Linked DNA regions of Mus musculus: region 1 is linked to region 2. Evidence: chromatin loops called from intact Hi-C (ENCODE). Cell type or tissue: left cerebral cortex. All regions are shown on one strand. Links, peaks and the distances in the headings refer to the core of each region. The heading gives the core; the rest is flanking DNA.

Region 1 (16,058 bases), core at 4,081-12,080, 130 kb after region 2:
GTTGATCTTCATTTTTCCTGAGAGGGCAGGACAGACCCACTCCTCGATATCCTAAATCCCATGCCCTTAGATTCCCCTGCAAATCTGTTAAACCCCACCCTTTGGCTCAGTGACACTGAAGGAGGGGCAGGAAGGAGGGGACAGACAGAAGTAGAAGGGGAAAAAAGAGGAGAAGGAGAGGAGGAAGGAACAGAAGGGAAGAAGAAAGGATAGAAGAGGAGGACGGGAGACTGGAGGAGGGAGAGATGGAGGGAGGAAGGGACCTGGAGGGAGGGAGAACCGAAGAAGGAATAGAGGGGGAGCAATAGGTGGCTACTGGATGTTCAGTCTCAAAGCAATGCATATGAACCAGAACCAAATGCAGGTAAATCAATCGTAATGGACATTGAATATGAGCAGAGCCTATTATATACATGGGTGAGGATTACATAATAAATCCAATTATCTTATGCAATCAGTGCATGCTAACTAAATAAAACGCTGAAAAACTAGTTTGCAGTGCTGCAGACCTGGGAACAGGTTCCACAGGTTATAAGAGAGAACACTGACCTAGTGAGAGTCCTGGCTTCTTCTCCACTCAGCTCCCAATCCAGCTCCAGAGGAGTGTGCACGCTACTTTAGTAAGGCAACAATTCTTACCCAGTATAGGGACCAATAGGGATCAGCCCCTCCCATAGACACACATAGAGTCCAAGATACCAGAGTTTCATGATAGACTAGAAAGGTGACAAATCAGGAAGAGGGACTAATGAATCCCCACCCCTTCCTGAAAATTTAGAGTCCTCTAATATAGCCAGTTCCTGATAAGGTTCCTCTGAGCCTGTAAATGATCCTCATACATGCGTCTATAAAGAACTCTATAGGAACTCTTCTCCTTCTCCTTCTCCTTCTCCTTCTCCTTCTCCTTCTCCTTCTCCTTCTCCTTCTCCTTCTCCTTCTCCTTCTCCTTCTCTTCTCCTTCTCCTTCTCCTTCTCCTTCTCCTTCTCCTTCTCCTTCTCCTGCTCCTGCTCCTTCTCCTTCTCCTTCTCCTTCTCCTTCTTCTTCCCTTTCTTCCTTTTCTTCTTCTTCTTCTTCTTCTTCTTCTTCTTCTTCTTCTTCTTCTTCTTCTTCTTCTTCTTCTTCTTCATCATCATCTTCTTCTTCTTCTTTTCTTCTTCTCCTCCTCCTTCTTTTCTTTCTCTTCCTTTCTTTCCTTCTTTCTTTCTTTCTTTCTTTCTTTCTTCCTTTCTTTCTTTCTTGTCTCTCTCTCTTACACACACACACACACACACACACACACGTGGAATCGAGGGATAGGAAGGAAAGAAGGGAAAACCACTTGAGAGTCTCAAACAGTATGACCATCCTTACCTGAGTCACCCCACAGAACTCTCAGCTCTCATAACAAAGTTTGACTTTAAACTGCTGAATTAGGGAGATGGTTTTTTAAGGAGCCTTAAATTGCAGAATTAATGCATTGTCTCAAATTCAAGGCTAAGTTAAACACAACAGGTCACACTGCTCCCTGCTTGTTTTATCTGATGAAGCATGTTAATATTAAAATCCTGCAAATAGCATGATATCTGTCTTAATCTTTGCCCTGTTTTGATTTAAAAAACTCAAGAGCCAGAGGGCAGAGAAGACGGACACAGCTCACACTTAACTTTATCTGGTGACCAGTCACATTCTGTCCAGCCTGCTCTAGGTCTCAGTGCAGCCTGTGAGTCCCTGCAGTTACTCCTGTGGGAAAGTTGCTTTGTCACCATTAGCAATGTCATTTCCAAGCTAGTGAGAATTACTGATCCTTCCTGCCAAGTTCAGACAGGGCTCTTATCCACAACAAGGTCATTCTCGCTGACCTCACTCACACACCCACAAGCTGATTCATGATTTTAGTTAATCCATGGTTCATGGGTCTTGGTTATTAATCATTACCTGATGATCTGGCTGGCCTCCGAGATGCCTGTCACATGCCTAAGGCTGTATACCCTACCAGAAAGGAGGGCTGGCCTCTTTTTATCTTGGTGTCCACTGCTAATTTCTCTTCAGCTATAGAATTTCGTTCTTCAAGGACCCTTCACTTTGCTAAAAACAGATGACAACCTAGCCATTCCGCATTTCATGGTACACATATGTGCACACAGGGTCTCAGCCACAGGGATGAGTTGTGTTTGAACACTGCTCATGAAAGAGTCCCTGTCACAGCCTGACAGCCTATGGCAGAGGAGGGAAGGAAACTCGTGGTGAAAGGAGATGTCCCAGGAGAGCAATGCCAGTAGAGACAACTGGGAGATCTACAGTGCACAGCAAGGGCTGAGTCAGGAGTCCTGCTGAGGACTGCCTTTGCCTTAGAGCTGAGTGCATTGTCCTAGCCTGGAAAGGAAGCGCTCAGCTGCCTGCCTGTTCTGTGCCATTTTCCTATGGTCATGTGGAGGCCCTGTTCTTCAAGCCTGCCTGCACTTTAGCCTTTCTCTGCAGTCCAGGCTCCACACTCATGTTTCTTCAGCTGGCCCTCCTTCTCTCCAGCCTTTTCCTCTCCATCCTCTCCATCCTTCTCCTCTCCATCCTCTGGGCATGCTGCACTGCCTCCACCAGGTCCCTTTACAGATGGAGTGAAGCACTGAGTGCAGCACTCTGGAGGCAGAGGCAGGTGGATTTCTGAGTTCCAGGCCAGCCTGGTCTACAAAGTGAGTTCCAGGACAGCCAGGGCTACACAGAGAAACCCTGTCTCGAAAAACCAAAAAAAAAAAAAACCCTGAGTGAAGAATTCTCCAGGGCTTAGTTCCAAGTTTTAGTTCCAAGTTCCCATGGCTGGCCAGGTGTGCGGCAGAAAGGCCACGATGGGCATGTGACCAACTTCCCTTGAGTGTTGGAGATGTGTCCCTTTGTGCAGGTGTAGAAAGGACAGTTGAGTGATTTATCATGTGCTACTCCACCAGACTAACAAATGTCCAAGCTCTTTGTTGCAATTCCTGGACTTTATCTGAAATAAAAATTTGATGTGTCCTTCAAATGTGTTCTTTAAAATTACTTGGGCTTCAGAAAAGTTTCACGGGGCTGAGAGTGCAGCTTGGTGGTATAGCCTGCTCTGCCATGCTCCCAAGAGCCTGGGGCAGAGTTCTTACATGGAAAAGACAAGCTCAAAGGTATAGACCCCCAAATACTGTTCCCCAGTGTGAAGGTTAATGTAGACACCAAGACCCCTTTGTCACACCACTCTGAGGCTGTTTCTCTTTGTCCCTTAAAAGTTTTTTTTTTTTTTCTTTTTTTTTTTTTTTTTTGAGACAGGGTTTCTCTTTATAGCCCTGGCTGTCCTGGAACTCACTCTGTAGACCAGGCTGGCCTCGAACTCAGAAATTCGCCTGCCTCTGCCTCCCGAGTGCTGGGATTAAAGGCGTGCGCCACCACGCCCGGCAGTCCCTTAAAAGTTAATGGGGGGAAAAAAAGGTGTGCTCGTGAAGAATGCTAGCCATGATTTGGAATGTGTCTTGGGCCTTATTGAGAGTAGACCAATTTTAGGCTTCATCAGAGGCCTCAGTAAAAGGACAAAAAAGACCCTAGTTCTGTGTCTTTGCTAAGGAGTAGACTTGTCAAGGCCAGTTTGGGGATGAAGTCCTGGCCTTGAAGGATTGAGAGTTTTGGTTCCTGGGAACTTGGCTTTTCTCATGAAGAGACTCAATTATCAGTCCCAAGGCCACAGTGTGCTCCATCTGAAATGTTCAAGTCACCCCATCTGTTTCCTTTGTTCAACATTGTGTGATTAGCCTCCTGCTGACTTTGTCCCTGTGTAAGATAGCTTCCTTCCACTGTCCTTGCCCACTTTCTCTCCTCAACATAATAAATAACATGGATGTACTTCTTGTCTCTTAATTAGTTTTCTTTTATTATTTACATCACAAATGTTGCCCCCAATCACCCCTCCCCTTTGCTTCTGAGAGGTTCCCCTCCAACACAATGGCTGCACTTCTTTTTTTTTTTTTTTTTTTAACTCTTTTTTTTTTTTTTTAAAGATTTATTTATTTATTAATTATATGTAAGTACACTGTAGCTGTCTTCAGACACTCCAGAAGAAGGAGTCAGATCTCGTTACGGATGGTTGTGAGCCACCATGTGGTTGCTGGGATTTGAACTCCGGACCTTTGGAAGAACAGTCGGGTGCTCTTACCCACTGAGCCATCTCACCAGCCCCGGCTGCACTTCTTTAGTAAGCTTTTTTGGCATAAGAAACAGCTTGTGTAAGACTTCCCCATTTCAAACATATGTATCTCCTTACCTTATGATTTCCTTAACGCTCTCAAATGACCCTGTGACCTAACACTGAAGAATGACCAACTGGGCCAACTCAGGCCCTCCTTGTTATTTTCAGATAACTTGATTGAAGATGTGTGTGTGTGTTATATGTATATATATTATATATATGTTACATATGTGTATATATATGCAAAATAAGGTAAATTAATGCGGTTTCTCCCTCACCATGTGATTTCTCAGGATCATATGCAATAAGAAATATTTGGGGCTGGTGAGATGGCTCAGTGGGCTAGAGCACTGACTGCTCTTCTGAAGGTCCTGAGTTCAAATCCCAGCAACCACATGGTGGCTCATAACCACCTGTAATGAGATCTGATGCCCTCTTCTGGTGTGTCTGAAGACAGATACAGTGTACTTAATTATAATAATAAATAAGTCTTTTTTTAAAAAAAGAAATATTTGGAGTCTTCCTATACTTCCTTTACTATAATAGTAAAGCCATTCTGGGTTTATATTTATTTCTTATTCTGGATCCAAGACTTCTGCCTTTCTTTCTTTTCCTTCCTTCCTCCCTCCCTCCCTTCCTTTCTTCCTTCCTTTCTTTCTTTCTTTCTCTTCATTTCTTTCTTTCTTTGTTTTTTTTTAAGATTTATTTATTATTATACATAAATACACTGTAGCTGTCTTCAGACACTCCAGAAGAGGGTGTCAGATCTTATTACAGATGTTTGTGAGCCACCATGTGGTTGCTGGGAATTGAACTCAGAACCTCTGGAAGAGCAGTCAGTGCTCTTAACCTCTGAGCCATCTCTCCAGCCCTCTTTCTTTGTTTTAATTCATATAGAACTACTTCAAGATGTCTCCGAATGTTTTGCCTGTTGTTTGGGTGTGTGGATCACGAGGTTGTCGGGTGTGGGCAGAGTCCGGAAGAGAGCTTTGCCAATCCAGTGATAACTGTCAAATGCCCATCCTGCTGAGAACCACATTTGCTGATTAAACATGCATAAAGACCAAATTGCCAGAAGAGGACTCCAATCCAAACATCTTTAGATTTCATTCTTTGAATTGGGACCTTTTGTTTGTTTTCCCTTGGTTTTTTGTTTGTTTGTTTGTTTTTCTGAGGCATGGTATTTGTAAGTAGTTGTTCTTGAACTGGCCTTGTAGACCAAGCTGACCTTGAATTCTGAGATCAGTCTGCCTCTGCTTTCTGAGTGTTGCCTGCAAGAATCTGGTTTGGGGAGGGGCTAAACTATCACAGTGAGAGCTGCTATCATTCATGTCACCAGGAGTTAGTCATTTGGAAGAGGTGCCAGCAGCCTCTAGTTCTATCTGTGCCTTCAAATTCTATGCAAGGCCGGACTAAGCTGAAGGAGTAAACGGGAGTCTCAGGGGGCACACAGTGGCCATGGAATACTTTCACCAAAGATAGATTCCCTGACAATCTAAAAGGCTTCTCAGACTGCCCTTTGAGAATCAAATGGGAGGCCAGAACCAAATGTTTTTTTTTTTTAAGATTTATTTTATTATTATATGTAAGTACACTGTAGCTGTCTTCAGACACTCCAGAAGAGGGAGTCAGATCTTGTTACAGATGGTTGTGAGCCACCATGTGGTTGCTGGGATTTGAACTCTGGACCTTCGGAAGAGCAGTCGGGTGCTCTTACCCACTGAGCCGTCTCACCAGCCCCCAAATCTTTTCCATAAAGCACCTCGATTGACTACACACTAACCCGTTTGGACCGACTGGCTGCCTTCCTTCCCAAGGCACAGATCATCCCAGCATGGGAAGATGCCACCCCCCTCCCTTTTCACCCTTCCACCATACACTCAATAAAATAAAATAAATGAAAAAAAAAACTACTTCAAACTAGTGGCTTGCCTGCATGTACCCATGTACACCAGTGTGTCCCAGGTGCACACAGAGGACAGAAGAGGGCTTCAGATACCTGGAACTGGAGTTACACCATGTAGGTGCTGGAAAATGGACTTGAGTCCTCTGCTAGGACAAGTGCCCTTCACTGCTGAGCCCTCTCTCCAGATGGAAGGCGACTGCTGCACAACAGTGGCACAAGCTTGCAATCTCGGCCCTGGGGAAGCAGAAGCAGGAGGGGCCCATTCAAGGCCAACTGATCCACATAAGGAGTTCCAGGACACCTACAAACACACAGCAAAACCCTGTCCCTGGGCTGGAGAGATGGCTCAGTGATTAAGAGCCATAAGGACAAGACTGTTCTTCTAAAGACAGCTACAGTGTACTTACCTATAATAGTAAATAAATCTTTAGAAAAGAAAAAACCCTGTCCCCGAGTTAAAAACATAAGTAAATAGTTTTAAAATGATGGCCAGAGAGATTGCTGCTATAGAGGAGGAAGGGAGGTTTGTTTCCAGGAGGCTCACAACTGTCACAATTCCAGCTCCAGGAGATCTAATGCCCTCTTCTGCCTCTATGAAAATATGAGAACCTGCATATACAAGCAACATAAAAGCACACACACACTAATAATAGTAATAGTAATAATAATAATAAGCTAAGGTTGAAACAGAGGGCTGGGGATACAGCCTAGTGATAAAGCTGTGTGAGGCTTTAAGTTCATCTTCTTGTATCACAAAATCAAATGAAAAGAATAGCCAGTGTAGCGCAGGATTAGCTTTGCCGTGCGTGCATCAATTCAACCGGCTCGGTGTCTCCTGCTGCTAGAGTTCCTAACTGCACAGGAAGAACCTGGGACTCTGAGCTCGCTGTCTCAAGTGCGCACCAGCTCTTGATCACTCCCTCATCTCTGAGCCCAGAGCTTCAGGGGTAAAGTAGAGCTCAGAACGCTGCCAGTGTGAGATGTGAGTGTGTGCAACATGGCACACAAGTCCCCAGGCAGCTAGGCACAGGATACTTTGTGTGTATGACAGACATGGGCAGAGGAGTTGGGCGTGTCCACAGACTGCAGGAATCTCAGCCTCTGGGCCCCTAGAGTGGGAGTCAACAGGTCATGGGGCCAAGGGAGTGCTTAGAGTTCTGGAAGAGTCTCTCTTCCAGAGAGAGACAGAACTTCACCAAAAAGAAATAGTTGCGTCTAGATAAATATTTATTAGTCAGAAATGAAATGCAATCAAAAGCAAATAGTACCAGGCGTGGTGGTGAAAGACTCCGAGAGGAGCCCCTCGCTCAGGCCTCAGAACAATAGCGGACACCCAAGAACTCATGATAGACCGAGCTTGATGTAAACCACATGAGGCTTTATTCGGGGAAAGCCAGAGCTCTAGGGATGACTCATATCCCACGCAGGGGTAGAGGAGTCAACCTCGAGGGGAAAGAGGTCCCAGTTTTTATAGGCCCTCAGGGGGGAAAGGAGAAGGAGGGAGTAGGGGATTTCCAGATCTAAACAATGTCTATTCCCAAGAAATGGGTATGGGAGGGGTACAAGGAAAGAGTCTGGTGCAGGTGTAGCAACTCAAGATTGACCGGGCTGTAATTGCTGGGGAGATTTTCTGACTCTCTCAGCAACCAATATCACAAACACCTGGCAATGGGCTTCATCAGTGTGCACACACATGGGTCAAGGAACAGTCAAAACATTGGCAGACACACAGGTTCAAGGAGTGGCCAGAGCATTGTGCACCTCTATTTTTCTAAATCAGTGAAGCTAGTTCTGCTAACAGTGACATCTTTCTTGCCAATTTCAGGGATTCTGTGACCTTTTACATTCTGTCAGGATCTTTCAGTGGCACAGTCCTTTAATCCCAGAACTTGGGAGGCAGAGGCAGGCGGTTTTCTGAGTTTGAGGCCAGCCTGATCTACAAAGTGAGTTCCAGGACAGTCAGGGCTACAGAGAAACCCTGTCTTGAAAAACCATAAATAAATAAATAAATAAATAAATAAATAAATAAATAAATAAATAGATAGATAGATAGATAGATGATAATGATAATAATAATAATAATAATAATAAAAAGCAACTAGTGTGTCAAATTTAAAAAGTTATTGAAAGTCAAAGTCCGGGTGATTAGTATCTGGGGTCCTTCAATAACTAAACCAAGTGAAGAGTGGTTAGTTCCATGAAGCAAGAGCTCAAAGTTCAAAGTCAATGTGGGGCCTTACAGGGACAGGCTGAAGCCAGGCTTGGAAAACACCAGATGTTCGCTGGAATGTGGCCTTAGAAACTTGGCTGTTTCATAGCATGTTTAACAAACTAGAGAATCTTTGCACATTTGTGACTTTTATTTTCGAGATAGGGTCTTACTATGTAGCCCTGGTTGTGTGACTTTTATTCTTTATCAAGAACCGAGTGTCACTGCATGTCACCAAAAGACAGATGCAGTGGCTATAACTGTGCCAAGCAGCCTGTGGACAGTGTGTTTTTAAAAGAATAACAGGGCACACAGATCTCAGAGTTAAAAGAGTAAATTCTGGGCTTGTTGTAAAATTGGCAGAGGCAAAGGCTAGTGGAAGTTTGGGGTTATTCTCATTACAGCCTCTTCAGCGGCCTCCTGTGATCATAGCTATGTCTGTCCTCCTCCCAAAGGATTGTCACAGGTCCCTGCATGTAGGAAAAACAGGTCAAGGAACCATTCCTGAAGCTACAGGTCAATGATTTCAAGCCTGAAATAGTTCATGGACCATGGACGCTATGTTAAAATGGCACAGGCTTACCTCTGCCTGGTGAGCATGCGCCTCAGAAGGCGTTTGCGATCCTAGAGCGACCAGCAGGGCTTGTAATTCTTTCACTGCTGCCTCCCGTCTTTGTCCTTCAGACACTGTGTGAATGTCTCCACCTCTAACCCATCTCCCAGCAGTTTTAAAGGCCAGTCTTTGTAGTTTTCAAAAGAATTAGAGTCTAAAAGTAAGAAAACTGATTCCAGAGGAGTGTCTCCGCCCACCACCCACCTCCTCTACCTGAAGACGCCAGCCTGTGGCTCTGGTCACACCTCATGTCTAGCCAGCTTCTGCGGATGCTCAGGTAGACATGGCTCTGCTGCAGTCTACGAATAGAACCACCTCTGCACAAGGTGGAGGGTTCATCTGTACAGGGCACTTGGATCTCAACTGCAGATGTGACGCAAGAACGTGCACACGTGGGTACACACACTTATAAACACAGTCTAGGAAGACTGCATGAGTAGATCTTATCGGAAATCCAGTTGTAGGTCCCCAACCCAACTGAACTACTTTAACATGACACCTAGGTCATTTTTTGTTGGGATTAGAGTTTGAGACTGCTTCTATACTGTCCAATTTCCCAAATAAGGACAGAATTTTAGCATCCCAAGGGCAGTATCAACATCTCCAAATGTGCAAATGTTCTATCACCTCTGTATTCTATCTGACCAGGATAGAATAAAGCTGATATCAACAGTAATAGAAACTGAGCTAAGTACACAAACCAAACTTAGGGAGACTGAAGAACACTGTCTCAGGGGGGAAAAAGTAAAGGTTTGTTGTGTTTTGGTTTCCTTTGGTTTGGTTGAGACAGGGTTTCTCTGTGTAACAGCCCTGGCTGTCCTGAAACTTATTTTGTAGAACAGGCTGACCTCGAACACAGAGATCCACCTGCCTGTGCCTCCCTGGTGCTGGGGTTAAAGGCACCTACCATCACTGCCAGGTGAAATTAAGCATTTAAACTGATCCATCACCAAGGTGGTAGTTTGAATAGGCTTGGCCCAGGGAGTGGCACTGTTAGGAGGTTTGGCCTTGTTGGAGGAAGTGTGTCACTGTGAAGGTGGCCTTTGAGATCCTCCTCTTAGCTGCCTAGAACACAGTCTGCTCCTGGCCTCCTTCAGATGAAGATGTAGAACTCTCAGCCCCTCCAGTGCCACGTCTGCCTGATAATGGACTGACCTTCAGAACCTGTAAATTGACGCCAATTAAATGTTGTCTTTTATAAGAATTGCCTTGGATATGGTGTCTCTTTGCAGCATTGGAAACTTTAACTAGCAACCAGCAACAAGACTGAAGCAGTAATAATAACAATAGCTAGAGAGATCGCCCAGTGGTTAAGACAATTGGCTGTTCTTCCAAAGGACCCTGGTTCAATTCCCAGCACTCAATGGCGGCTCACAACTGGGTGTGACTCTGGTTTCTGGGGATCTGACACCCTCACACACACATCTAAGTAGAACACCAATGCACATAAAATGAAAATAAAAAATTTAAGGAAATAAAATTCTTGGACTGGAGAGATGGCTCAATGGTTGGGAGCACTGACTAATCTTCCAGAGGTCCTGAGTTCAATTCCCAGCAACCACATGGTGGCTCACAACCATCTGTAATGGGATCCAATGCCCTCTTCTGGCGTATATGAAGACAGACTGCTACAGTGTACTCATATACATAAAATAAATAAATCAAAAAAAAAAAAAAGTCTCGCTGGGCCATGGTGGCGCATGCCTTTAATCCCAGCACTTGGGAGGTAGAGGCAGGCGGATTTCTGAGTTCGAGGCCAGCCTGGTCTACAGAGTGAGTTCCAGGATAGCCAGAGAAAACCTGTCTCGAAAAACCTAAAAAAAAAAAAAAAAAAGAAAAAAGAAAAGTCTCATAAGTGAGCTATGCCCAGAACCAAAGATATTCACTGCAGAATTCCACCAGAACTTCAAAGATTCGACATCTGTACTATCCAAACTGTTCCATGAAATAGGAAGGAAAGGTTCTCAAACGTATTTTACGATGCAGTATTACCCTGGCATAAAAACCCAGATAAAGAGGCTGGAGAGATGGCTCAGCAGTTAAGGGCGCTAGCTGTTCTTCCGGAGGTCCTGAGTTCGAGTCCCAGCAACCACATGATGGCTCACACCATTATAATGTGATCTCACACCCTCTTCTGGCATGCAGGTGTACATGCAGAATATTCGTAGATATAACAGTAAATCTTTTTTAAAAATTAAAAATATATTTAAAAAAAAAAAACTACCAGGACAGCCAGGACTACACAGAGAAACCCTCTCTCTCGAAAAAAAAGTATTTTTATTTATTTATCAAACAATTTATTGTTTTTTAATTTCTCCATGTAAATAGCGTCCTGTACTCTTGTCTGAAAACGTTCTTTCAAATTCCCAACATGTTTTTAAGTAACATTACTTTTATTTTCTACCCACAATGCAGGTCCTGCAGAGATGGCAAAGCACACACTCAAATCTAGCTCAGTGGTACACTGGGTGCCTAACATGTGGGAGGCCCTAGATTCTGTGCTCCGTAAAACAACAACAACAACAAAAAAAATTGGATTAGCAGGAAATCAATCCGTAAAAATAGTGGAGGGGTAGGAAAGAGGGCCACGAAGTATCGGGATCCAGATTGAGAGCTCAGCTGGAAGGCAAGGATAAAACGAAACGGCTTGGTTGATTCTGGACAGCTAGCAAATCACCTTCTGTCCCAAACTCATAGCTTCTTCCACCTCTTTGGAAGGTGCGGGGATCCCACACACCTGTATACCCCTCCCTGTCCCATCCCGTCACACTGCGCTCCCAGTATCTACTAGGTCTCCGGTAGGTGGCGCTCTGCTTCCTCTCTTAAGGTTCATACAGAGGAAAAGTCCAGGGTCGAATCCCAGGAGTTTCATGTGCTGAGTACCAACCATCAGACTGTTGGTGAGCTGGCTCAGTGTTAAGAGCACCGACTGCTCTTCCAAAGGTCCTGAGTTCAAATCCCAGCAACCACATGGTGGCTCACAAACATCCATAACAAAATCTGATGATTTCTTCTGGTGTGTCTGACTACAGTGTACATATAATAAATAAATAATCCATCAGACTCCTGGTTACTCTTGCCTAGGAGGCAGATCCCTCCCCTCTGAAGAGGCTGACAGGCTGACTGACAGTTCCTTCAGTCAACCTCCCTTTAGAGAGGACCAGGGAGAAGTGTGTGTGTGTGTGTGTGTGTGTGTGTGTGTATACATACATGTATACACAGACACATACAGAATACAACACTTGTTGGGCAGTAGTGGTAGACACCTTTAATTCCAGCATTCAGGAGGCAGAAGCAGGCTGAATTTGAATCCAGCATGGTCTATTGAGGGCCAGTACAGCTGAGGCTACACAGAAAAACTTTGTACTGAAAAAAACCCATGGACCCGGAGCAAGCAGGGTCTGGAGTGAGCCAGACTGGAGCAAGAAGGAAAAGGGATGGGGAAAAAAAAGAAAAAAAGGAAAAACCTAAAATAGAGAAAAACCAACCTATAGAACGACAGTGACAGGGACACAGCATATCTTGTATTATAAGACCACGGATGGCTCACAACCATGCGTGATGTAATGAGATCTGACACCCTCTTCTGGTGCATCTGAAGACAGCTATAGTGTACTTACATATAATAAATAAATCTTTAAAAAAAAAAAAGACCACATTTCTGCTTCCTACTAACCTACAACCTAAGTCATCCTAAAGACACTGGCTCATTAGGAAGGCTAGCTGACATGGCCTTGGTGTCTGAGAATATACTGTCTTCTCCATGTCTTCTTCTGTGGAAAATGCTCCACAATAATTCTCAAAGACCAGAAGGGCAAGACTGTTCCAACTAGTAGCTGCCCGTCTTTGTCTTCCCTCCCTGGATAAGCTGCTGCCAAAAGACAAGATAGATAGAAGACAGACTCAGGATGGCTCTGGGGATAAAATACAGTTTGAAGAGTCAATCCCTGTTTTTGGTTTGGTTGGTTGGTTTTTGTATTGTTTCTTGTTTTATGTGAAGTGAAGCAGGACCACAACTGACAACTTGATTTCCTCAACTGTACAGATGTCCAAGGCCTTGGTTATTGTTATGGTTAGCCCTTTTGCTTGGCTTTTCTTAAGGAGGTAGTATTGGGATTTTTTTGTTTGGGTTGATTCATAGTAGGTCCTCTTGCAAAGCCCTGGTTAAACTTCAGGTTTTCCAGCCTCCTTCACCCAAGGAGTTGATTTTATGTGTGACACAGCCATATCTGCCCGGTGGGCCAGCTTTCCATTGTACCACCTACCGAAAACAGCTCTCTGCCCACAGTAGGGTCTGACAGCTTTCATTTCCACAACAATGAACGCTCCTGGTTTTGTGGTTTACTTTGATTTGTTGTTCTTCATCTGCCACACATATGGAATTCACAGTATTTTCCTGAATTTCCCTTTTTCTGGGAGCGATTGCACACACTCTCATGGGCAAGGTCAATCTTTGCTGTTGTAGGAAGTGTGGTGTGCATTGGGGGGTGGGCTTTGAGCAAATACAGAGCATTCACCCTCCCAAGGTCAGATTTTGAATACTGGCTTCTCAGTTCAGTATTGGACATCAAGCATCAGTTAACATTACCATAGACAACCTTTCATTGCTGACTGCTTTTCTCCAGGATTCACGAGCATTCACTGAATGCTGCACCTACGGGCTCAGGAAAAAAAAAAAAAAAGTTTGCCTGGGTGGGGGCGTTGAGAAACTGTTAATCTCTCTGCATTTCTCCTGGGAGTGAAATTGGTGCCACCTTGCCTGAAGGAAAGTGGTTACAGTTGGCAAAAGTAAGAGCAAGTGAGGTTTGTTTATCTGGGCTTTGGGAGTGGTGCTGGAGACTTAAGCCAGGGCCCTGAGCATCCCAGACAGGTGGTTCACTTACCCACCAATCCCAGGAGCTTCCTGCTTTTAGAACAGCAGTTTTCCCCCTAGAAATTTAGCCTACAGACATGAAAACAAAACAACAGTACTCAATGAATTCCACACACCTGTAAAGACAAAAGGTCCGAATACCCAATGGCCCTTCAAAAAGAGCTAATTAAATGGAATATCTGACATGGGGAAAGAGGAACATATTATACATTTATAACTGGAACTCTGTTATAACTGAAACTCTGGCTGGTTGGTGGGTCATGCCTATAATCCCAACAACCTGGAGACTAAGGAGAGAGGGTTGCCACAAGTTCAAGGCCAGACTGGTCTACATAACAATGAGACCCTGTCTCAAAAACCAAACAGGGTCAGCAAGATGGCTCAGCTTGCAGCCAGGCCCTGACGTCCTGAATCTTAGCCCCTGAACCTTCAGATGAAAGGAGAGGTCCAACTCCAGCAAGATATCCTCTGATCCCTACCTTCTCCAGAGAGGGAGAGGGGTATACCGAGAGGGGGAGGGGGAGGGAGGGGGAGAGGGAGAAGTTAGGAAATAAATACCACTTTTTAAAAACCCTTGGAAGCTTTGAAGTGGTGGCACATGACTTTAATCTTAGCACTTGGTAGGCAGAGGCTGATAGATCTCTGAGTTTGAGGCCAACCTGGTCTAACAGATTGAATTCCAGGACAGCCAGAACTACAAATAGAAAACTTGTCTTGAAAACCATAAATAAATAAATAAATAACCCTGGAAATGTATACAGGAAAATAAAACTCTTTCATTGCTTGGAAGGAGAAAATAGATGAACATGAAACGGATAATACATTTTCTATCATGTTAGGGCGTGTGTGTAGTAGCTGTCTATATGGGAGTGGGGATAACTGTGTGCCCTGGCAAATGTGTCAGAGGACAACTTGTGGAAGTCAGTTGTTTCCTTCCACAACAAGGGTCCCTGGAACTGAACTCGGGCTAGCTGAGAAGCAAGGTGCCACCCACTGGGAGTTGATCCACTTGAATGAAGTATTTGCTAAGTTTCTGCTTTTCTTTCTTTGCGATGCTGAGACTGAAGAAAGGTCTCGCCATTCCAGCCAAGTACACTACCTCCCACAGGTCACATGCCTCACTCTGGTAGTGTTTGTTTAAAATGTATGTAAGTTTAAAATTAAGTAGTGGAGGGGAGGGGCCAGAATCAGTTTGATTCCTTAAAGTAGTATCTGTATCCTTTCCGCAGATGGGATTCTACTAAGTAAACTAAGCCAGTCTCAGAAAGACGAGCTGTGCCTGTTTTTTTCCTCCTGTTTTTTTCCTCATGTGGCAATACTTGATTTCTATAGACATTCAAAGATGGTCAGTCACAGTGCATGGTGCATGTCTTTATCCCAACAGTGAGGAGGCAGAGGCAGGCTGATCTCTGAGTTCCTGGATAGCCAGGGCTACATAGTGAAACCCTGTCTCAAAAACAAGCAAACATTTGAAATGTAAATGAAGAAAATATCGAATAAAAAAAAAAAACAGCGGGGCGGGGGTGGTGCACACCTTTAATCCCAGCTCTTGGGAGGCAGAGGCAGGCAGATTTCTGGGTTCGAGGCCAGCCTAGTCTACAGAGTGAGTTCCAGGACAACTAAGGCTACACAGAGAAGCCCTGTCTCAAAAACAAACAAACAAACAAACAAACAAACAACAAGCAAACAAACAAAAAACAGATGTACACAACACCGGAAAGAAGCAGAAATTGTACCAGAGACAAAGATGAATAATGGGAGGGGGAGGGGGAGAAATGGGGAGGGGCACACTCCAAGTGCCTGGTACACTTACATGAAAATATCCTCATATAAACCGCTGCTGTGCATAGTGAAAAGGAAACGAAGCAGAAGGGTTAAAAAAAAATAAGTCGCTTTAATTTTGAAGAACTGAAATTTGATTTTGAAGAGGGAAATGTTTGCTGTCTAAAGTGTCTGGAGAAAAATGGATCAGCTCTTTGTGGTAAGACACCACAGTTGGCTAAAAAAAAAAAAAATGCTGGCCAGAGGGGGCAAAGGGGGTGCATGCCTTTTATACCAACGCTTGGGAGGTAGAGGCAGAAGCAGGTGGATCTCTGCATAAGATAATCCTGTCTCGAACCCCCCTGACTCCCCCAAAAAGTTAGCTGACTGTTCTTCATCTCGGGCCTTTGTTGTTACTTTAAAAATGGCTTTGATTCCAATGCAGTACAGACTCAGAGAATCTCCATTTTCTGCTGTGTTCCACTATTTTTCTCACATTTTAACTGTTGACAAAATCT
Region 2 (16,058 bases), core at 3,836-11,835:
CTTAAATCTGTGTTTAAGTATCTTGATACCCTCATAGCATCCCAGAGGGGTGCGGTACAGCTCCTGGGCCAGCTGGCTCAGCGTGGCTGTGTGACAAAGAAAGTTCTTCGGGACAAGCAGAGAGAGATCATGATAGAAGTTGACTTTGAGGAGCTGGGAGCATTGGCTCAGGGCAGTCAAGAGGGCTTTGAAATGAGAAATGAGCAGCCCTTATTCTACATGGCTCCAGTTCCAGAGTTTGCAGGGTACTTGAGACTTTCCCAGGGATGAGCCCTGGAAGCTCATGGCTTACATCAGATAGAAAGAGAGCATTCAGGTTCCGATGCTTGTGCTTACAAATATTCAGACAAGGGGGCAGGCGCTTGAAGTCTGACTGTAAGAGCCGAGGGCAGTCCGTGATTGACAAGGTCTCCGAGGGGGTGGTCAGGCAGTTGAGCCACTTGTCAAGGGAGTCTTCTAGAAGGTAGCTATCACTCAAATAGAGATTCTGGAGACAGACGACATTGGAGTACAGAGACAGCAACGTGCTTTGCCGCTCATCTTCCTGGTCTTCACAAGCAGTAAAACTGAAGGGCTTCATTCCCTCAGGGCTTCATTCCCTCAGGGCTTCATTCCCTCAGGCGTGAGCGTGTGAAGGTTACTCATCCCCTCCAGGTGAGGAACAAGGTCTACCAGGAATTCAAGCCACCATTGACTCAGCCGTAGCTCCAGGATATAGTTTAAATCCACCAATTTAAAGATCTTTATCACAGTAGAGACTGGGGAGGCACAACTGTGGAGCTTCCTACAGCACAGATGAATGGAACATTTTCTCTGCTGGACCCACTGCAACAAGTATATGGTCCATTCATCAAAACTGGCCTTCATTAGTTCAAACATCGGTTACCACCTTGAGATGTATCTTCCTCCCAGGGCCAGGACAGATCTCCACTGGCTGCTTCTGTGCCATGATCTGTGGTGACCGGTTATCTCCACGGGATCCAGCTTGTATACTCCAGAGGTCACGGTGCACATTCTTCCTCAAATCAAACACTCTGAGTTTGCAGCCACTGGAAGGAACCTTCCATGTGACCAGGGCATTCAACCCTTCAAGCAGTGCTTTCAGTCTCCAGGTGAGGGTCCTCTATCAGGGCTCCTATAGGAAGGCATGGGAAGGGCCAGGCAGACACCATTGAGGTCAGGACCTCTGTACACCTGTCGGTGAAGGCCCCCTTGAACATCTCTGGGAATAGCTGACTGGCAGTTCCTTCAAAGCAGAAACGGTTAAAGCTTCCTCCTTCAGTAGAGTGTGTCTTGCCCGCTAAAAGAGTGTGGGTCAACTCGCATTGTGACTGGTTTTCAGGGAAAATGATCCTGATCTGAACACGTTAAAAATCTCTAGATCCCAGCAGGGGTAAGTGGTGACTCCAAGTGGCTCTAGGTTCCAAAACCACTCTAGTCGCCGGGCGTGGTGGCGCACGCCTTTAATCCCAGCACTTGGGAGGCAAAGGCAGGCAGATTTCTGAGTTCAATACCAGCCTGGTCTACAGAGTGAGTTCCAGAACAGCCAGGGCTACACAGAGAAACCCTGTCTCGAAAAAAACAAAAACAAAAAAAACAAAAACAAAAAAAATCCAAAAACAAACAAACAAACAAACAAAACAACAACCCAAAACCACTCTAGTCATTTCAACAAGTATTTTGAAGGACTGGAACCCAGAGACATTTCATTTATTTTCCTCATCCCCAAAAGATGGGACATCTTTGTTTCAGTAATAGTCCAAAGCAGAGGCTGGTAGCATGAGGTTGGCACACATTAGAGTTCTTCTCAACGACATTCACACATGGTAAAAACTCCATGGGAACAATATGAAGGAGAGTCATACAAAGTAAGGACCATGGCAGGGGACCATGGCCATTAGCAGGCTGGGACAAGGCTGCTCTTAACTTCTGCCATCTCTCCAGGCCCTTGTATTGTTGGACGTATGTACTGGATAGTGGCTATCTTAGTTAATCGTCTATTGCTGTGGTAAAACACCATGACCAAGGCAACTTATCAAAGAAGGTGTTTAATTTGGGACTTCCAGTTTCAAAAGGTTAGAGTCCATGACCATCCTGGTGGGGAGTATAGCAGTAGGCAGGCAGGTAGGCATGGCACTAGAGCAGAAGCTGAGAGCTCACATCTTGAGACACAACCACAAGGCAGAGAAAGTGATACTAGGAATGGCACAAGTCTTTTGAAACTTCAAATCCCCCCCCCCCCCATGACACACCACCTGCAACAAGGCTACGCTTCTTGATCCTTCCCAAATAGTTCCACTAACTAGAAACCATGCAGTCAAACATATACGCCTACGAGGACTATTCTTATTCAAATCACCACAGTGGTCAACTTATCCAGAGGTTACACTCTTGGAGACAATTGGTTCTCTCTCAGTAGCCATCCATAGCCAATAGTCACTCAGCTGGGTATGTGACTTTGTGCCTACTTTCCCTCTCTCTGCTGGGATTTTGTCTGCCTTGAGTTTGCACAGGTTTTGTGTATGTTGCCAGAACCATTGTGAGTTCATATATACAGCTTCCCTGCTGTGCTCAGGAAACACTATTTCTTTATGATTGACCACTGCCTCTGGCTATTACAGTCTTTCTGCCCCACTTCTGCAATGATCCCTGAACTTTGGGGAGACCTTCCATTTGGGGCTGAGCGTTCTGTGGTCTCTTGTTCTTTGCATCTTGACTAGTTGGAAGCCCCTGTGTTATTTACCACCTACAGCAAATAGAATCTCCTCTGATGAGAATTGAGAGTCATACCCATACTTATATTTGTGTGTAAGTACCAGGAATCAGTTTAATACTATGTCCATTTAGCAGCAGCAGAGTCGTAGGTTTCCCCCTTAGGGCCTGTGACCTGTCTACCCACCAGTTCTTGACACAGTAAAGGTACCAGGGATAGGCTTCACCTTGTGGAATGGGAATTAAATCCAAGAAAGTGGTTGATCATTCTCATGTTCTTCTTGCCACTATGGTGTGAGTGGGCCTGTCTTGCCAAGCCATTGTTGAGGTTTGGAGACTGGCTGGAGGATTAAAGAACATATGGACCACATTTACTGTATATCCAACAAAAAGAGTGTGGTGCTATACAGGAAGCTTATGATCTTCTAAAAATGGTTTCATATCTGATTGCCAAATACATCTGAGAACAGTCTGTTAAAAAAAAAAGAGTTTCAGGCAAATAGCTAATAAAAATAACAGAAAAATTATTATTAATTGTACATTTTCCTAGGTGAAAATGTTACTTGCAATACTAGCCTAAAATTATAAGCACATTCTTTTGTGTGGGGGTTCATATTGTCAACCTGACAGGGCATGCCTCTGTCCATGTCCATGTGGAATTGTGCTAGTCAATTAGTTTAGCTGGGTAACTATGGAACAGGTATTTTAAGAACAGCACACAGAGCGAGTAGGGCTCCAGAGTAGGGTAGAGTAGCCCTGACTTTAAGCCAGGAGAAGGAATCCAATACTCAAGAAGTTGAATATGGTCAAGTTTCCGTTTTGCTCTGAACTCTAATGCCCTTCTCTGCTAATGCGATTCTATTAGCTATGCCTAGGTTGTTTGTAGAAGGGAGAGTCACTGTTAGATATCACAGTGAATGATAAAAATAGGTGTGGGCCACAGCAAATAATCTAATCTCTTGGCCTCATTTGTGTTGTCCCAGCAAAACTTATGTCCACCTTTGTCCCTGTCTTGGCTGGGCCTCTGGAAGCCCCATATTTGCAACTGGGAAAAGTTACTTAATAGAAAGACAATTTTGATAACGTGTATGTACAATCAAAGTTCAGATCCTACTGTAGCACGACCTTCAGTCAATGACTAAGGAATTTCAGAGTTGTGTAATCTCTGTGCTCTGTATTCCTAATTACTCATAGATCATCCATTAATGTTAACTTTACTCTCCCTTTCCGTCTACTGAATTATAATGAAATTAATTCCCTGGTAATGTACACAGACTCTGAAGATGGCTAGAGTATTCTTCTAAGAGACTTTTTACCATCTAACTTTGAAAATGCCAAATTAAATGTTTTGTTGTATATATTTATCGTCAGTAGGGAAGCATATGCATATTTAAGATCAGAAGGGAAAGTTCTTGCCATGCAAGTCCAATGACCTGGGTTTGAGCCCCAGAACCCAGGTAAAGATGGAGAGAAAAAGCCCATAAAATTGTCTTCTGACCACTACATGAACACCACAGCACATGCATGTGTGCACACTCACACACACCAATACATAAGGTAAATAATTTAAAATGTGGATATTTAAAATATTTTCAGAGTGATAGAGCAGTACACCTAACATCCACCTCTGGCCTCTGCAGGAATACACACAGGTATGTGCACCCACACATTTACATATCCTAACACACATAAAAACACATATGTGAGCACACATGCACGCGCGCGCGCGCACACACACACACACACACACTCACACACACACAAAGGCTACATAAAAGAAAACCATAAACTTATCTACAAAAGCAAGTCTATCAGAGCTCTCAAAAGGAGTGCTAACATTCAGGAAAGCAACTGATACATTTCAAGCCCTGAAAAGTATATACCTGTCTATCACAAATATTTATATACAGAAAAGACATCCTTTAAATTTGACAGAGGAAAAAACTGACATTTTCAGAAGAGAACAAACGAAGGTGGTTCACGATTGCCACAGCAACACTTCAGTAAACAGTACATTCCCCTTTCCTCCCCGTCCACAACCCACAGTTCTTTCTTGTTCGAAACCTCTTTTTCTTTCTTTCTCATCTCCAATCCTTCCTATTATTCATTTCTTAACTACAACATTCTATAGTGTAATAATCGCTAAAGTGTCTGGAGCCCAACACTCTCACAACGTTCCCTCCGCAGTCACTTCACACACTTTTTTTCTGAGTAGATCTAACACTGATCCATGGCTTTACACAGAATGCTTTCCCTCCACACCTAATCTTAGTAACTAAGATCCTATGCACCACACTACCCTGGTGTTTATATTCCAACAGCTATTGAAGTTAAAGGGACCGCCGCTTCTCAGTGGGTAAAACAACATTGGCCTGGTGTACACAGCAGTGGCAGTTACCTGAACTGTTGCTGCTCTACCCTGGGCGTAATACAGGTATGATACCAGCTGCTGGGGACACAGAGACTGAAGATCTAAATTCTGAACTCTGCACCTTATGTCTGCCACAATTAGCCCTACTTAGACATTTGAAAAGCATCAATTCATATGATAAATAGATAAAAAAGAATGTATATGATTTTTAAAAGACAAAACCATGAGAAATTTAAGCAACAACATAACCCTAGATGAGTAAATCCCAATATCGTAAGAAACAGGAACAACCAGAGAAGCACAACACCCCCCAAAATAATGAGTCCACATTAATTCCTCCAAAGAGCAAATTAGCCAAAATCCAGGACAAAGGATTTAAAGAATGATTATAAGCTGCCATGCTCAGAGCATACTAAGTTTTGTTTGTTTGTTTGCTTGCTTGCTTGCTTTTGTGCTTATAGTGGGAGTAAAGAACTCTTTCCCTGCTTCATGCTTTTGTTGGCTGCCTACGATGTTTCTACATGCAGGGAAAGGCCGTTGCCACAAAGCCAGATGACCTGGGTTCAACCCCTGCATCCCACATGGCAAGGAGAGAATAAACTCCTATGAGTTGTACCTTTATCTCAACATCCATGCCATGGCATTTGTGCGCACAAATAATAAACCAATAAATTCATTAAGAGATATGATAAAAATGTAATTATAAGAATGTTTACTGAAACCAGAGAGTATGTGATAAAATCCTAAGTGAAGTTAAAGATAATGCAAACAAATAACTGAGTAAAATAATAAAGTCACCACAGGAAATGAAACAAGACTTCAATAAAGAGATTAAAATAGTAAAGATAATCAAATTGTTGAAATTTTATATATGTAAAGTTTAGTAAGTTTTAAAAAATACTCATTAAAACCTCATCAATAGACTATATTCTATAGAATGGATTATCAGGAACAAAAGACAACATAGATAAAATAGAGTACAAACAAAAGAGAAAATGTGAACATTTGGGCTCTGTAGTATAAACCATTAGAAGACAAAATTTGGATCGTGGAGATGGCTCAGCAGGTAAAGGCCAGATTTACAAATTGTGGGTCTGGAAAAGAAAGAATAGTCTAAAGGCATAAACAATATATTCAGTAGAATCACATAGGAGAAAATTTCTCTAGAGAAATAAATGATAATCCAGACTCAAGAGACATATAGAACACCAGATGGGCAAACAAAGGAAAGAACCTCCATGTTGCATTATAGTTAAAAACACTAAACATACAGAACAAAAAAAGATATTCAAAGTTGCATGAATAAAGTATTTAAGTCACATGCAATGGCAAATGCATGAGAAAAACAACAGATTTTTTTTTTAAACAGAAACCTTTCAAGCAAGGAACTCACTGAATATTGTATTCCAAGTATTGAAAGACAATAATTTCGAACTCACGTTACTATACCCAGCAAAACTATCTGTTATTATTGAAGGACAAACTCACCATGATAGACACAAACAGAAGGAGTCACAACCACCGAAACAGCACTACATTCTGTTTGAATGAATCTTTTCACTAAAGACAAAGATAAAGTCATCCATGAAGCTACAGGAAATAATAAATCATGCTGAAGAGTAGTTAAGGGATGGGAGTAGGAAGGTGGCAAGCACTACAAAGCCAATCCAAGCTAGGAGTAAGTAAAGAAATAAATGTAACAAAGTAATTATGTGACGGTGCTATCTTCTAAGGACTCATTTAGATCACCTGCATTACATTTCTGACCTGTATATTCCTCCACACCTTCTACAAGTGATCACAAAATGACCTTTCAGTCACTGACTGCTCTGTGACTCTTGACCCAGTTGCATACAAGTTTGCAAAGAAGGTGCTGGGAAGAAAAGTAATTTTGACAGAAAGCAAGTTGTGCAGGGACAGTCTTCTGCACTCCCTGTCATTCACAAGGACTGTGAAAATGAGTGGCGTTGCCCAGGAGCCCACTTCACCATCGGACCTTGGGGAGGAATGGCCTCTATCAGCTCTTGGTGCTTATACTGACACTAGAAAAGCACAAACCTTTTGTTAAATTCCACGTACATCGGGTTCTGCATAAGAGATGCAATCCAAAGCATGATGATACATAAATTTAAGACAAGGGACAGTGTGTTTGTAAAAGAATAGCAGGACACACAGATCTCAGAGTTAAAAGAGTAAATTCTGGGCATGTTGTAGGAGTGGCAGAGGGAAAGGCCAGTGGAAGTTCGGGGTTACTCTCACGACAGCCTCTGCAGTGGCCTCCTGTGATCACAGCTATGTCTGCCCTTCACCCAAAGGACTGTCACAGGTCCCTGCATGTAGGAAAAACAGGTCAAGGAACCATTCCTGAAGCTACAGGTCAATGATTTCAAGCCTGAAATAGTTCACGGACCACGGGCGCTATGTTAAAATGGCACAGGTTTACCTCTGCCTGGTGAGCATGCGCCTCAGAAGGCGTTTGCGATCCTAGAGAGCGACCAGCAGGGTTTGTAATTCTTTCACTGCCGCCTCCCATCTTTGTCCTTCAGACGCTGTGTGAATGTCTCCACCTCTAACCCATCTCCCAGCAGTTTTAAAGGCCAGTCTTTGTAGTTTTTGAAAGAATTAGAGTCTAAAAGTAAGAAAACTGATTCCAGAGGAGTGTCTCCACCCACCACTCACTTCCTCTACCCACAGACACCAACCTGTGGCTCTGGTCACACCTCATGTCTAGCCAGCTTCTGTAGATGCACAAGTTGGCATGGCTCTGCGGCAGTCTACAAATAGAACCACCTCTGCACAGGGTGGAGGGATCATCTGCAAAGGGCACTCAGATCTCAACTGCAGATGTGGTTTGTATAGCACACAAGCACGGACACTCATGCACATGCATGCATACACGCACACAATCACCCACGTTCATGCACACAGACACACGGCACTCAAACAGACAGACACACACAGAGTGACTCCTTTCTCCCTTAGCATTTACAGCTGCTTTCATATTAGTTGTTCTCCCACATACACAAATGATTTTGGTCTTCCAAATAGAATGGTAAGCTCTCCAGCTGCGAATATTGTAACTTTTTATCACTGCAGTGGTTACCACAGGAGCCCTCTCACATCTGCTCGTTTTGGTTTGACACCCTCTTTTTCTGTTGAAGGCCATAGTGTTTGTCATGTCCTTAATCCCTTGAGCATGCTTTGCCTCTTCCGCCCACTGTGGGTGAGAGACAGTGGCAAGATGAGGCAGCCCTAGACTTTGGCTTCAGAAGCCTGGAGATCCAGCTTTTGCTGACCAGCGGATTACTAAGTGAGTCTTTATCGTCTGAAGTTCTGGCACTTTCTCTGCAAAATGAAGATAACAGGGCTGGAGAGATGGCTCAGTGCTTAGGAGCACTGGCTGCTCTTCCCAAGGACCCAGGTTCAATCCTCAGCACCCACACGACAGTTGACAACTGTCTGTAATTCCAGTTCCAGGGGATCTGACGTCCTCAGGCATGGAAGCAGAACACCAATGTACATAAAATAAATTAAATAAAGAGATCTCTTAACATCTTTTAGGTAGCGCTTGACCCTAAGTGAGTTTGGTCAGATGACTGAGAGATGGGATCCTGGAAGAGGGAAGTCATCTAACAGAACTCTTCATGGTATAAGCAAAACTGGTCTCTTCCAAGTTCCACCGCGAAATGTGGTTGTTTCAAGAGAGTCATAATACACCTTGCACAGTGGTACACTCTTTTAATTCTAACATTTGGGATCCAGAGGCAGGAAGACCTCTATGAGTTCAAGGCTAGTTTACATAGTGAGTTCCAAGACAGCCAGAGCTACATAGTGAGATCCTGTCTCAAAAACAAACAAATGAGAGAGAGAGAGAGAGAGAGAGAGAGGGAGAGAGAGAGAGAGAGAGAGAGAGAGAGAGAGAGAGAGAGAGAGAGAGAGAGAGAGAGAGAGGACATCCTTTGTTTCTTTATTTGCTGGTCTTCAATGTAGCCTAAATACCATAAAAAATGACTTCAGCTAAGGAGCTTCCAGAAGAGGGAGATACTCTGGAGAATCGTCCCTTCCTGCTATTGGATGTGATTTGTAAGGGCTGAAAATTCACGGTGTGGTAAAGGGTCTATCCCTGATGGAGACAGCAGTGGAACTCACGGGGTCCTTATACAAACATCGCTGTTTGCACAAGCCAGTCATCTCTGGAAATACTGTCATGTGACTTCCTGAGATGTGACCTTTCTTTCTAAGACAGTCTGAGTTTTAAAAACATCTTAAATGTCATAGAGAGGAGTATACAGTCAGTCAATGCTGTTTAGTGACTTCTGGCGGGATCACGGAACCGAGGGGGACTCTGAGGGAAACAGAGAAGGACAGGGAAGAGGAAATGAGGTACAAAACACCACCGTGGGATAAGAACTTCGAGGAAGACTCCAGCTTCTGCTCAGCCAGCAACTTCAAGACCTTCCAGATAAACATCCCTGTTCGCACTTTAGAGTGTCGAAAGTTCCACAGGCCGCTTGGCACAGTCATGGCCACTGTACCTGTCTTTTGGTGACTTTGATAAAGAATGATAGTTACATAGCCAGGGCTACATAGTAAGAGCCTACCTCAAAAATGACAGTCACAAACGCGCAAAGATTCTCTAATCTGTTAGGTGTGCTATACAATGGCCAAGTTTCTATGACCACATTCCAGTGAACATCTGGTGTTTTCCAAGCCTGGCTTCAGCCTGTTCCTTTAAGGCCCCCCACATTAACTTTGAACTTTGACCTCTTGCTTCCTGGCACTGACCATCTCCACCTGGTCTTACTGAACTCAGATGACCTCAACTGCAGACGACATGAGATTTTGACTTCGAGTCCTTTGTTCCTGAACCCAGAACTTGCTTTTGATTGCATTTCATTTCTGACTAGTAAATATTTATCTAGATGCAACTATTTCTTTTTGGTGAAGTTCTGCCACTCTCTGGAATAGAGACTCTTCCAGAATTCTAAGCACTCCCTTGGCCCCATGACCTGTTGACTCCCACTCTAGGGGCCCAGAGGCTGAGATTCCTGTAGTCTGTGGACACGCCCAACTCCTCTCTGCCAGTGCCTGTCTTACACACGAAGTATCCTGCCTGGGGACTTGTGTGCCCTGTCGCACACACTCACATCTCACACTGGCAGCGTTCTGAGCTCTACTTTACCCCTGAAGCTCTGGGCTCAGAGATGAGGGAGTGAGCAAGAGCTGGTGCGCACTTGAGACAGCGAGCTCAGAGTTCCAGGTTCTTCCTGTGCAGTTAGGAACTCTAGCAGCAGGAGACACCTAGCCGGTTGAGTTGATGCACGCACGGCAAAGCTAATCCTGCGTCACACTGGCTATTCTTTTACTTTGATTTTGTGATACAGGAAGATGAACTTAAAGCCTCATACTGCTCTATCACTAGGCTGTGTCCCCAGCCCTCTATTTCAACCTTAGCTTATTATTAGTGTGCGTGTGTGTGTGTGTGTGTGTGTGTATGTGTGTGTGTGTGTGTGTGTGTGTGTGTGTGTGTGTGTGTGTAGGTGCCTTTCTGCATTAGCATTGGAACCTCTGGAGCTAGAAATACAGGCAGTAGTTACTACCTTATATGGATACTGGAAAACAAACCCCAGATCTCTAAAAGAGCACCTAACCTCTGGACTGTTTCTTCAGCCTCCATCTTAAGTATCTTGAAAAGACAAGGCTTTACCATGTGACCTTGGCCAGCTGGGAACTCCGTGTGTAGCTCAGGTTAGCCATGGAATTACCTTTCCTGCTCCACCTGACAAGTACTAGGATTATAGGCATGGGGCACCATTTTTCATTTTATTGTGAAATGGGGTCTTGCTGATTTGCCCAGGCTAGACTACACTTAGCTTGGCATCCATCTCAGTACCCCAGGTAGCTTGGATTACAGCTTGTGCCACTAGAATGGCTCAGTCTGACCCTTCTGCTTCCTATGTTATGAAAGGCTACCTACACTGTGGGACACAGCATCACACAGAGCTACACTAAGCTGCAGATGCTGGACCATGGCCCGCTGAACAGGGCTATATAATAATAATAATAAAAAAGGGATTTTTCTGCTTCCTGCTTCCTCCTCGATACCTGGCTCCCTGACTTTGCTAACATAGGCAGGTCCATTTGCTTCATGACTTTTTTCCTAATATTAATTTATTATGGGCAAAATTATATTATATTAAAATTCTAGTATATTTTAAAAGACTATTAATTTTCAACACTTTCTCAAATCTAATGCATATTATTTTATGTTCCTTACAATATTTGTGTGCATATGTTCTTGTATTCATATAATTGGACAGAGCAGTTACACATACTGGTTCTTTTCATTAAAAGCTCATTAAAATATTACATTACCCTTTTCCCTGAATTTCCATGACAGCATAAAATTAATGCACAGAAGTGACAAAAAAGACAAAATACACAGAGATATTCATAAGCACACACACACTTGCACATAACATCTAACTAAACGACCCTAAGAAAAACAGTTCATTGTTACTCAAGGGAATGTATATTAGTATAATTTTTCCCCAGTGTCTACAGTCTTATCAGATTAAAGGTTGCTGTGTAGGAAACATGGCTGCAAATAGGGGTTCCATGATTAACACTCAGTTCCTGACCACTTTAGTTCCCACAATAACCTTATAAAATGCATGTTACCATCTTCCCTCTCCACGGATAGGAAACCCATACCAGCAAGACAGCACAGAGCCAAACGCCAGTGCCGTGATCTCAGTTCAAGCAGTCTAAATGCAAAGGCACAGCTTATAAATAGTACACCCAGAAGGAGCTGTCGCCTGTCCCAGGTCTGTGTATGTCAGGAGAAACTTCCAGCGGGCAGTGACAAGTTCCCCGAGCATGAGTTAACCAGAAGCCGGAAGTGTTGCAAGAGAGAGCCAACACTACAGGGTTTTCATGCCTCTCAGAGGAGGGCGGGTGGGCAGAGGCTCTGATGGAGATCTGTCTAGAAGGAAGAGTGGCTGAGATGAGGAAGGCTTCGAATGACCGCTGGCCCACGCAGGCTTCACAAACAGCTGGGATTCACCCTGAAGGCAATAATGGCTCCCTGGAAGGTTTAATGGCACAGAGTTACAGAGCCTCTAAGGTAGAGTTCTGGATGCAGGATGCTGGCAAAATCTGTAGTACAAGAGGGCAGGCTGTGAGTAAAGCAACTGGCCAGAGAGCCCGAGGACAAAGCGGGGAGGTCTGTAAGGAGACTGGGTACTTTAACCATGGCAAGTTTCCAGCCTGGACATCAGCAGGCACCAAAACCATGGATCGTGTGTCTCTGAGACTGAAAACTTGATCTTGGCTTAAGATGTGGGTCACTGAGGAGGTGTCAGGTAGCACACCCAGAAAGCAGACGGACAGGGTCCAAGTATCCAGAACAAAAGTCTGATGTGTCTCAGAACCTGCTAAGTTGCTGAAATCACCAGCTCTTGTGGTCTGAGGGAGTTGGTGTGCTGCACTATTGGTGAGTTTTTTTCGAGACAGAGTTTCTCTGTGTAACCCTGGCTGTCCTGGTATTCCCTCTGTAGACCAGGCTGGCCTTGAACTCTCAAAGATCTACCTCCTCACCCTCACTAACTCCTTGACCTCAAAGATCCACACATACACACCCAACTCCAAAATTCACACCAGAAGAGGGAGTCAGATCTCGTTACATATGGTTGTGAGCCACCATGTGGTTGCTGGGATTTGAACTCTGGACCTTCAGAAGAGCAGTCGGGTGCTCTTACCCACTGAGCCATCTCACCAGCCCCCAAATGAAGTTCTTTATGAACTTAGGGGTGAAAATTCTGTGACCTTGGTGCAAAGTTACTGAAGCGCAAAAACATGCTGTCCTTGTGAGAGAATAGGAGGTCGTGAGGAAGCACACAGGTAAATTTAGAAAGGGGAAAAGGCCAGAAATCAATGACATTGCATGCCATAAAGAATAGGGCAGGCCAAACCAAATGGCTGGGAACACCACTGTGGTGAAAAGCGAGACACAGGGTTCTCTAAAGACACAACTCTTTGTGACCCTAGCTTATTGGACCTTGGTAAAATGTGTAACAGGAAATGGTGATTAATAAAAAGCAAACATGGGCTGGCAAGATGGCTCAGCAGGTAAAAGCACTGACTGCTCTTCCAAAGGTCCTGAGTTAAAATCCCAGCAACCACATGGTGGCTCACAACCACCTTTAATGAGATCTGACGCATCTGAAGACAGCTACAGTGTACTTATGTATAATAATAAATAAATCTTTGGGCTGGAGCAAGTAGAGGTCCTTAAAATTCAGTTCCCCACAACCACATGAAGGCTCACAACCATCTGTACAGCTACAGTGTACCCATATACATAATAAATAAATAAATAAATAAATCTTTAAAAAAATCTATAAACAAAAAGCAAACGGGTGCCAAAGTGGAAGACAAAGCTAACACCCAACATTATTGCAAACAAATACTTAACCCTCCATAAGGAGTTAGGGCAGACCAGAAGCCACTTCAAAACCCTCAGGAAGCAACATTCTAAACAGAGAATGGACAGTTTACAACAAAATAAACAAAACAACAACAATACTTGACAGACACCTCATTAGTCTGTTGCTCTAAGCACTAATAACAATCATATGTTTCTATGCCTACTGGGAGTGAAGACATGCATTTACACATATCAAGCTAGGTTTGTCACCCATTAGAGATAGGGTTGCATTAATAATTGATGAAATAGGTTAGATTTAAAAGCTAATATCAGTATGAACTTATCATTTTAAATCACTCAGGTACAAATAAATTAAGAGATGCAGGGAGAACTGCACACGTGTGTCTTAGTTACTCTTCTGTTGCTGTGATAAGACATCTTGACCAAGGCAACTTAAGACAAGTTTATTGAGGGCTTTCAGGTTCAAGCAGTAAGTTCATGAATGTCACAGTGACGAACAAGGCACTAGGGCTGGTAGGCATGGTGCTGGAACAGTAAGCTAAGAGCTCGCATCTGAATCAACAAACACACGGTAGAGAGCTAACTATGAATAGTGTGGACTTTTAAAACCTAAACCTACCCCCCAACACACACCCATGATGTACCTTCTCTAATAAGGTCACACCTCCTAATCCTTCCCAGACAGTTCTAAAATTGGGGACCATTTATTCAAGCATACGAGCCAATGGGAACCATTCTCACTCAAACCACCACAGCATGGTGGGTTAAGTACACCCTATACCATTGCCTGTAGATGTGCATGTATAGGTGGGTAAATCACACACACTAGGATCACTGCACATAGAACTGCATGTATATATGAGTAAAGCACACATGCTAGGATCATGTGTAAGTGGGTTAAATACATATTTGGTACATAGAATTATATATATATATATATATATATATATATATATATATATATGGCAAATCATACAGTCTAGGATCATTGCATATAGAACTTGGATGTAGGTGGGTTAGACACACTCCTTAGTATAGTACATGTGTATCTCATACACTTGTATGTATGAGTGGGTTAAACACACATGCTAGGATCATGGTACATAGAATAGTGTGTATGGTACAGATAAACACATACAATAGGGTTATTGCACATGTATCTGTATGTCTGGGTGGCTTAAACATACATATTAGGACCATGAGGGCCTCAGAAGCAATAAGTACACACAGAGACCAGTTCCTCATTTTGAATACTATTTCCAACAAATAACGCATGGCGAAATGGCTGGGTTCAGTGGAGCAGGAAGTGCTGACTAATAAAAAGCAAAGAGGGGACCAAGGTAGACAAGAGAAGATGATGATATCCCTATAGTCTACAGAGACTCACACCCTATGTAATGAACATGACAGTGTATGGAAGTCACACACAGAAAAGAGCATCAAGTATGTGATATTTTGCACAAAAATATCTAATACCCCTCAACATATCCAACTCATGAGGGAAGACAAAGAATGACATAGAGAAAGGTGACAACACAGAGGTGGCATCTAGAAAACAGTCACACACTTCTAGATGAACTGTCACACACTTCTAGATTAACAGGTACACAGAGATAGATTAATAGGCACATAGAGATAAACTGTCACATGCGTCTAGATTAACTGACTCCAACCTTCGAGCTTTTCCATGATAGGGCTCTGCCCCAGGCTCCTGGGAGCATGGCAGAGCAGGCTATACCACCAAGCTGCACTCTCAGTCCCGTGAAACTTTTCTGAAGCCCAAGTAATTTTAAAGAACACATTTGAAGGACACATCAAGTTTTTATTGCAGATGAAAGTTCAGGAGTTGCACCAAAGAGCTTGGACATTTGTTAGTCTGGTGGAGTAGCACATGACAAATCATCCAACTGTCCTTTGTACACCTGCACACAGGGACACATCTCCAACACTCAAGGGAAGTTGGTCACATGTCCATCGTGGCCTCTCTCTGTACACACACCTGGCCAGCCATGGGAACTTGGAACCAAGCCCTCTAGAATTCTTCACTCAGGGCTTCACTTCATCTAGAAAGGGACCTGGTGGAGGCAGTGCAGCCCAGAGGATGGAGAGGATGCAGAGGAAAAGGATGGAGAGGATGCAGAGAAGGAGGGCCAGCTGAAGAAACATGAGTGTGGAGTCTGGACTTCAGAGAAAGGCTAAAGTGCAGGCAGGCTTGAAGAACAGGGCCTCCACATGACCACAGGCAAATGGCACAGAACAGGCAGGCAGCTGAGTGCTTCCTTTCCAGGGAGGGACAATGCACTCAGCTCTAAGGCAAAGGCAGTCCTCAGCAGTACTCCTGAATCAGCCCTTGCTGTGCACTGTAGATCTCCCAGTTGTCTCTGCTGGGTCTTGGCATTGCTCTCCTGGGACATCTCCTTTCACCACGGGTTTCCTTCCCTCCTCTGCCATAGGCTCTCAGGCGGTGACAGGAACTTTCATGAGCAGTGTTCAAACACAACTCATCCCTGTGGCTGAGGCCCTGTG

What was found. Hi-C counts contacts between places; a loop is a spot of excess contacts. Peaks named below come from ENCODE experiments on the same cell type or tissue, not always from the same donor. Only the 100,000 strongest peaks of a DNase experiment are listed, where the experiment ranks them.
Region 1: a loop joins it to region 2, with 16 times the contacts of the local background. A loop is called at or near these places in 2 of 42 quality-filtered maps.

What each region holds. Positions count from the first base shown.
Region 1 is chr9:78,346,540-78,362,597 of GRCm38, forward strand. It overlaps Gsta2 (glutathione S-transferase, alpha 2 (Yc2)), which reads right to left and starts at 606. Exons shown (of 7, transcript NM_008182.3): 1 at 550-606. RefSeq lists a cis regulatory region at 12,394-16,058. In left cerebral cortex, for the core only: a CTCF peak has its summit at 11,694 (motif pointing right); a DNase peak (open chromatin) is centred at 11,719.
Region 2 is chr9:78,213,525-78,229,582 of GRCm38, forward strand. It overlaps the pseudogene Gm3126. Among named protein-coding and RNA genes, the nearest start is that of Gsta1, 9.1 kb to the right of the region's middle. In left cerebral cortex, for the core only: no CTCF peak of the experiment used is centred there; a DNase peak (open chromatin) is centred at 7,808.